Regions from separate parts of the Homo sapiens genome. Here regions 1 and 3 are each linked to region 2. A link is a contact called in ENCODE Hi-C or POLR2A ChIA-PET data. All regions are on one chromosome and are shown on one strand. The core of a region is the stretch at or near the end of the contact, and the rest is flanking DNA. Distances in the headings are between cores, read along the strand shown. Region 1 overlaps FOXO1 (forkhead box O1). Region 2 holds the start of LINC00548 (long intergenic non-protein coding RNA 548). Region 3 holds the start of LINC00598 (long intergenic non-protein coding RNA 598).

Region 1 (2,700 bases), core at 57-2,556, 390 kb after region 2:
ATAAATAAATAAACAAACAAATAAAAATAAAAATAAAAACTCTACTAGAGGGCTAGGTTTTGCCCTGCCTTTTTACAGGCCTACTGAAAACAAGGTCAGTAGACTGAAAGGGCCAGCAGAAAACACAATGACTCAAGGGTTACAGTTATCCATCTTCCATTTATCAGCTGTCATGCCATAGAGACCTTGGATCTCCCCAACAAAATCCAGGCTTCCCCACCTCTCCTACAGGGTTCTAGAAAGCTCAAATGGACAGAGCACAGCAGGCAGACAGTATATCACAGACACAGCTACGAAGATAAAGTGCCATGTATGATGGCAAAAATGTTACAGGGTCTCCATGAAATTATCAGGATGACACCTCAGGTTTTTAACCTAAGAAAACAGAAGAGACTTGTGTGTGTGTTACACATATGTACGTATACACACACGTGCGTTCGCAAGCATGCCTAAGGAGATTTCTTTCAAAAAGAAGGCTGGCCCAACAATTTCAGTGGCCAAGAAATTTTATCATCCCAGGCACAACATTTCTTGTTTGCTTGATGTCAATTCCATGTACAGTAGTCCTTCCCTGAGCTTTCACTTTCCACCTTTTTGAGTTACCTGCAGTACAACACAGTAAGATATTTTGAGAGAGAGAGAAACCACATTCATCTATCTTTTATTACATTATACTGTTATTATTGGTCTGTTTTATTATTAGTTATTGTTGTTAATCTCTTACTCTGCCTAATGTATAACTATCATAGGTATGTAGGTATAGGGAAAAACGTAGTATACACAGGGTCTGATACTATCCAGTTTCAGGCACTCACTGTGGGTCCTGGAACTATCTCCCTCCTATAAAGGAGGACTACTGTGTATCGGTTTATCTACAATTTTAATGGCAACGTTTTAAAAGAGGAATGACCCACAAACTCCACTTTCCCTGCCCTCGTATTCCTTTCACCAGCAAGACAGAGGTGAAGAATTAAACTTTAATCAGCCACAATTTGAAGAAGGCTGTAAGATGATCTCCAGTATTTGAACCTTGAAATCTGGGTAAAAAAGAACACCTCATGCCTGTAAACCCCATCTCTCCATCAGGATTATCACTTGGTCAATAAGAGATAGCAAAGTCAAAAGTGTCCTCTTTTTGGAGGTGGTGTGTGTGTTGGAGGGCAGGGTCTCTGTAAGAACAGCTATAAGTAAAAGAGATATGGTGAAAGGTCACTAGTCTGTCATCTCTCTCTTCCTGAGGCACATAAGGATGTGACATAGTTACATGTGGTTTGCAAGAGGGCTCCTCCCTTTACAATCTGCTTCTCCGACACCCCTAATCTAATCAATTTTTATTTTCAGTTTGGTGTTTAAAAAAAAAAAAGTTACCACACAGAAAGGACTTTAAGTCTGAAATGTTAATCACATCAAAGTCTGGAACTTCAAAGTTGCAGTTCCCACACCAAGAGCAGCTCCGGTCCCCATCTGCAGTTTGAGTGTTAATCTAGATGGTAGTTTCTCTGATTTAAGACCTTGTTTTATGTGTACAGGGAGTGTGGCCAAGTCACAGGCACTACGAATTTGAATTTCCTGACTCTCACTTGGTTTAGTGGATGATTACGGCGTCAGCATGTGCATTTGAAACAGGTCCCCAAAGAGGAAGCACATTCAGGTCACTTGAACAAACACAAGCGTGAGCCACACCAGAGCCCTCCAGCTGACTGCCTAGCAGCAGTTACACGGTCTCCCATCAGGACCCTGTGACCAGAACTACCAGGCAGCTTTCATGGAACTGAAGTTGGATCCTCACGGCTGGTACCATTAAATGGCTTGTTTTTCTAAGAACCTGTGAAGAGCTTTAACAGACAGAAGAAAGTAAATCAGACCTCTCCTTAAAAAGAAAAAATAAAGGGTGAAAAAACTAGCACTCAACCCGGTATTTTAACTACTGGCAGTTGCCTTTCTTCTACCATGCAACACAGTGGTTTCCAAAGGTATTTTCCAGAAGTTCTGGTTCCTGATTTCAGTGGCTACTCTATTTCAGGAATAAGGACAAAACTCAATACAGAGACAAATGTTGGAAAAGTCCCAGGGAACTAACCTGGCACCAGCAGTTCTGTGCAAGTCCACCCGGCCAGGCCAGGATGCATCTAAAAGCCAAACAGTTTGCTGTGTGCTTGCTTCTCATCGTCTTCGTCTCCTCTAGCAGCTGGAAATTTTAAAGCTAGATATGTTTAACCACCAGGAAACATGCTGACCATGAGCTCAGTCCTCTTCAGAAAGTCAAGAGCACTGCAGGGAATAGGACCTCTTTTCAAAGTGTGATTCTGCAACACAATGGCACCATATTTAATTCATCTGAACATTCTACTTAGCAAGAGGGACCTACAGGACTCAAGGTCACTGGAGTTGCAAGCAGCCTGAAAACATGGTCAATGACGTTTCATTTTGTAAAGAGGAAAACTAAGGAACTGAGGGGACAGCAAATCTTCACGTAGAAGATTTTGTTACTGAGAACAACGCCAGCAACTTTCTCACAGTGCACAGTGGAAGATCTCTTGGCCCTGCAGAGAAGAAAGCACAAGGATAGTGATGCTCCCCTTATCTGGTGGCCAGCCTTCCAACCCCTCGGCCTCTGAAACACTTAGACTATTTAAACAAATGTGAACCAGAAAGTCAGGGCTAAAAGAAAACAATGAAAGCCAAGTGCTAATCCACAGA
Region 2 (2,700 bases), core at 201-2,700:
CATGTGTAAGCCTGTGTTAAATATTGTGGGATACACTAAAATGATTCAGACATGGTCTCTGCCCTCAGAGCTATAAATACAATTAAAAGAAATTGTAAAACAAAATGGAATGTAAAAAGTGTTTTAAGGGAAGTTATTGAAAGTGAATGAAGGGCATTGCCACATGGAAAGAATAGTGAATTAAGAACAAGGAGATTTTTTTCTCAGCCCTGGTTTTAATGTTGGTCTAACATAAACCCTGTCACCTCCCTAGGCTTTGGTTTCCCCGAAGTAAGGAGGCAGAAGTGGAAGATCCCGAGGTCCCTGTAACTTCTAACATTTCATTCCCTCTGCCTCTACGTAAGTGAAGGTAACATTCAAACTGAGCACTGAGTAGCAGGGTATTGCATTCCAGGAGTGGAGACTCATACAAGCAAGTTTATGAAGATAGAAATACATCAATATTAATGGAATGGCAAGTGGTACCATTTGAATACAGCGAATGGCAAAAGAAGGTAATGTCTTGAGAGTTAGATTCAGAATAATTTGTGAAGGGCCTTATTTTTAGGCCAGAGAAATAAAAGAATTAGTTACTATTGAGCAAGTGCAAAAGAGCCTTCTTATGTGTCTGTGCAAGGAGCCTACTTTCTCAGAGTTACCTTCTCCCTACACTTCTCACACCTCCTTACACCTGCGCACCCTACAAGCAAGGGCTGGACATGGCCGAAGTCAATCACTTTGCAGAAAGTCAAAGTCCCTATTGAGAAAGGCCCCTGAAGAAGCTGAGCTGGGGTGCAGGGCCTCCCCCATATTCCCTGTAAGCCCTGTGATCACCAACACGGAGTTATCTTGGAGGGCTGTTCTCGTCTCCAATTACGCCCTGTACATGGTCATATTCCCCCACCCTCGGCAAACCAAAATGAGGCGGCAGCAAGGGCGAGTAAATAGTCTGTTTAGGGGCGTGCAGGCAATGCTCCAGGTTGTGCCACCAGGCCTCACTGCCAGGCCCTCTGTGATGGGTGCTCAAGCAAGCAGGGGGAAAGGGGTGCTTTCCTGTCCCCGCTGGAACGGCCTTCCCACCCATCTGCCTGGTAAACGCCTACTCATACTTCAAGCCTTAGCTCCAGAGTTGTCTGATCTAGAAGCCCTTCTTGACCACCCTCAAACCCTTCCCAGGCACAGTGGGCCCCTCACTCTACCCTACTCAGAATTTTCACAGCACCCGTGATTCTTAATCGTATTTATTCACATATCTTTCCCCCAAACAAGCTGCAAACAATCCCTTGGGCAGGATACTCTGTCTTAGTTATCTTCGTACTCAGTCACCTAGCCTTTACCTGACACGTGGTTGTACCTCATGAGCATTTGTCAATAACAAGAGTAGCTGACTTTCGCAGAGCACTCACCCCGAGGCAGGCACCACACTGGCAGCTTCACATGCACTAGTCATTCAATCCCCACAGCAACTGTTTATGTTTGGTGCTATTATCCCCACTTTATAGATGAAGAAACTAAGGCATAGATGAGCTAAGCAACTTGCCCCAAAGTGAAAGCACTACTTTCTTTTCCAAGATCTTTATCACTTTAGATATACAGTAGGTAAAGCAATCTGAAATTGAGAAAACCTCTAACGCCATTGCAGAACTGGGGGTTGTAAAAACGTTAGTCCAAGCTGACGCTGAAACAGTGGGAAATGTGTAGACACCACAGACTCAAATTCTGAGAATTCTTTATTTTTGGAGTCAGTGTCTCACTCTGTTTCACAGACTGGAATGCAGTGGTGCAATCATAACTCGCTGCAGCACCCAGCTAACTGTTTTTATTTTTTTGTAGAGATGGGGTCTTGCTATGCCGTCCAAGCTGGTCTCGAGCTCCTGGCCTCAAGCGATCGTCTCACTTCCACAGATGGTGAGAATTCTTCCTTATTCACCCCTAGTAAGGATTCACTAGTAATTTAATGATAACACCATAATACCCAAGTCACATAGTCCGATCATTAAGCCCAGTTCATGCTTATGGAACATCTGATAAAATAAATTTTAAACTATGACCTGCTCCTCTCCCTCCCACACTAACTCTGTGGACAGAGATTCATTTGCAACAACTTTTCTCCCACTGACTCCCAGTGACCTTTCCCACCACTGTCCCTTTTCAAATACAGAGTGCGTGTAGGTAAGCCCTCCCCAGGAGGGAAGAAAGAGGCCATTAGGCAGAGAGGAGATTTGCAGGGTGGAAGTACTAACTGGTTCTATCCCACTGCCCACCTCTGAAAATAGCCTCCTTGATGGCCACAAGCCCAGACATCTCATGAGAGCACCAAGTAGATTACATTCTTATTTATTTAAAAGGAAACAGCCCACCTGGGCCTGGATTCTCCACAGAAAAACAAAAGAGAAGCAGAGAGAATCAAACTAGCTCTCTGGAACAAAGGTGTACAGTTTAAATGATTGCACAACAACTGCTGCAAACCAGAACATTCTGTACGGTCGGAAGAGGCTTAATTAGCCTGAACCAAAAGTCTAAGGTCATGTGATTCAGAACATTTCACAGCCTGGGTTGTGACATTAGAGGTGCTACGGGCCATCCTACCAGACCACTGTGGGGCCCCAAACTGGACAGCCTTTTGTTTTCTCCAACCGAGGCTTAATTTAAATTAAAAACATCGAGGGGTAGTGGGGAGCCTCTGCCTGTCCTTTGGAAGCCACAGTTGTTTCATTTGTA
Region 3 (2,700 bases), core at 63-2,562, 260 kb after region 2:
TTTTCATTCGGCCCCATGTGACGCCCGTGAGGGAGCTGGCAGGCCAGGGCCTGGTGAATGAATCCTGTTTGTCAGGGCCCCCGCCTTGACTGCAGCCCATACGTCAGGACACACGCTTCCCGACTGCTAAATGACGGCTGAGAAAAGGACAGTGGTTTTCGGTGTTTGTAGGACAGGCAGGAGTGGCCAGGCAAGGACTGAGATCAGTCATAGGGGAGAAAATCCAAAAAGTAAAAACTCCACCGACCACAGGAGACTTTTCTTCTCTGCTCTGGTCAGCAAGAAGGTCCCATGATTCAGCACAGAAAAGCACCCTCTGGCAGCCCGGTCCTGTTTAGTTCTGGGTTCGGTGCAATTTCTTTGTTGAAACTCAGTTTCTCCCTCTGTAAAATAGGTATAGTGACACGAGCCCATGGGAGCTGCTCAGTAAAGCTCTATTGTTTAATCAGCTGACAAATGGCAAAGCCAAGTCCTAAATGCTTACTCAACTGGCCACCAGTAATGGGTGCATAATGAGAGTGAGAATTCAAGGGCAGCCACCTACCTCGCCCATCTGTTTATTTTTCCTGCCTTGGTCTAAAATGGTTCCAAGGCCCCAGACTCACAGCAGTCATGCCTCTTCCGTGGCGGCCAGAAGTGCAGAGGACAGTGTTATTCAAGGTCATCTGAAGAAGGCAGGGACCCACCTGCCACAAAGGGTCGTTGTGAAAATGCAAACGTCCAGGAGCAAGGATTAAGGGGAAGACTCCCACACCGGAGAGCAGCCAAGGGCACCCCCTTGCCGAGAGCAAAAAAAACATGTGGTCACTTCTAGAAGGCAGAGTGACAAGTCAAAGCCTCTCTGTGAGTTAGCAGAAATCATTCCCTCCGGGTGGAGGAATTACACATGTCTTTCTGGGCAGGCAAGTTAGGAAAGGGGTGCCCGTCTGGGCAATCCAGTCAGGACGAGTGCCCCTTTCTCCCAGACTGGGGACGCAGTCTGGAGGGCAGCGCCCACTACCCCTCCCTCTCTGGGCACCGTGGCACACCCTCCGGGGCCCTGCCTTTAACCGCTGTGTAGCCTGACAGGGAAACGTCAAGGTCAAACAGGAGGCCTCTCACAGCTGCAGGAAGGAACACCAAAGCATCTTCTTGAGAAATAAACAATGTTGCCTCTTTTAGCTCTAATTTTTTCTGTATGGCTTTGAAGTGGCAGTGTCTAGGGAAACCCCCAATACCTTTCAAGGGGGGAGATCAAGGACTCCTGCGTGTTGCAGTGAAGTTAATGAAGCCATTCATCCATTCGGCCAACAGCCATCATCGGAGCTCTACAGCGTGTCCCCAGTAAGTCTGCTGTCAACACGCAGACATGGGGGGCGTCAGCACAGCCCTTGACCTCTGCGAGGTCACAATCCAGGGTGGCTGCAAGACCAACAGTAGCACCCCCCACCCCCGACCAATGAAGTCCAGAGGAGCAGAGAAAGTGCTGGCAGACACAGAGGATGGAGCAACTCACTTATTTTAGAAGAACCAAAGAAGGCTTCACAGAGGTGACTTCTGGGGGTGTTCTTAAGTGAGGGGTAGAATTTCTATGACCAGAGCAGCCAGGTGGAGGGAAAAGCAGAAGCATAGCTACGGAATCAGAAGAGTCTGTGCTGTGGCCAAAGCATGGGGTGGGAGGTGCGGAGGCAGGAAGTCCCTGAACACACCAAGAGTCAGAACTCAGGGAGGCAGCGGAGAGAGGACCCACAACTCCACCTGGGCCTTAGGGCAGCTCTGACGATGCTGTAAGGCCAGACTGTAGAGACTAACAATATAGGCATCACCTGGAAGACTTGAATGACCCAGGGAAGATGCAGAGGCTTGAGGACCAAGCCAGAGGGGACGGAAACACAGAGACTCGGGTTTCCAGACCGGACCGGGCGCATGGTGAGGGCACAGGCCTGCAATAGACAGCACAGGAGTGGAGTGGGTTTGGAAGGCCAATGTTGAATGTGGTTGTGGAGAAGCCAAGTCGAGGCTCCTAACAATGCAGTCCTGTAGAAATGCATAACAGTTAACTAACCAGCGATGAATAGCTAGTTTTAAAACTAAAAGGCAAAGAGATTGCAAGGGAACTAGGGCCCTGTACAAGGACCCCTGCCGTGCTCTGGGGCTGTGGGAGTAATTGGGTCAGGGCAACAGTTCTCAGACTTTGGGGTGCATCAGAATCACAGGGCGGTGTGGGAGGCCACTGACAATCCAGGTACCTCGGCCTCACCCCCACTGATTTTGTGTCAGCACCTACAGAAGTAACACCGATTCCAGCTCCCCAGTTACAACATACTACAAATCAAGGAGTCCTTTAAACTTTTTAACTTCTTTCTCACTAATTAACTAGAAATACCCTCCCCTGTTTACCTTTTAGCTGAATAATCTCTTTAACTGATTAACTGAAGTTAATTCTCACTGGCCAGCAAAAAGTTCGGTGAAATTAGCCTCGGGAGAAACTAAGATGGCAAAGGCTATTTTGTGGGAGGTAAGAGAAGAGGGAGAAACAGAGACAAGAGACAGTAGGGGGGAATGGCTAAGAATGGTCCGTCTGGGCATTGTTGGTGAAACGGCTTAGTGGTTGTGGAGTCACTAGAGCCACACGTTGTATGTGAAGTCATCAAAGCGGACATCAGGGAGCCCTGGAGTTGGTCCCTCATCCCCAGGAAAGGAGGACACCGGCTTTCCACC

Evidence for each region. A loop is a pair of places that touch in the nucleus more often than their neighbours do. ChIA-PET counts read pairs that join two places held with the same protein, here RNA polymerase II (POLR2A). Pooled maps may share reads with other maps.
Region 1: a pooled map shows a loop between it and region 2 (2.5-fold over the local background). The contact joins the enhancer-like site here to the promoter of LINC00548 in region 2. A Hi-C loop is called at or near these places in 6 of 50 pooled maps. POLR2A ChIA-PET finds 5 or more read pairs at or near these places in 3 of 52 experiments (CD8-positive, alpha-beta T cell, H1 and activated CD4-positive, alpha-beta T cell).
Region 3: a loop to region 2 is called in a pooled map, with 1.8 times the contacts of the local background. The contact joins the promoter of LINC00598 here to the promoter of LINC00548 in region 2. A Hi-C loop is called at or near these places in 1 of 168 maps with a recorded cell type or tissue (ascending aorta) and 11 of 50 pooled maps. POLR2A ChIA-PET finds 5 or more read pairs at or near these places in 2 of 52 experiments (T-cell and WTC11).

The regions. Positions count from the first base shown.
Region 1 is chr13:40,612,070-40,614,769 of GRCh38, forward strand. The region is part of intron 1 of FOXO1 (forkhead box O1); the gene reads right to left. Among named protein-coding and RNA genes, the nearest start is that of FOXO1, 53 kb to the right of the region's middle. RefSeq lists an enhancer at 1,227-1,276. Within about 2 kb of position 1,307, at least 26 of the 41 ENCODE cell types and tissues checked have a DNase peak (open chromatin) inside an H3K27ac peak, as active enhancers do; they include CD8-positive, alpha-beta T cell, where a contact is called at or near this core.
Region 2 is chr13:40,219,052-40,221,751 of GRCh38, forward strand. LINC00548 (long intergenic non-protein coding RNA 548) reads right to left here and starts at 1,451. Exons shown (of 6, transcript NR_033877.1): 1 at 1,386-1,451.
Region 3 is chr13:40,479,692-40,482,391 of GRCh38, forward strand. LINC00598 (long intergenic non-protein coding RNA 598) reads right to left here and starts at 1,313. Exons shown (of 7, transcript NR_024507.3): 1 at 1,218-1,313.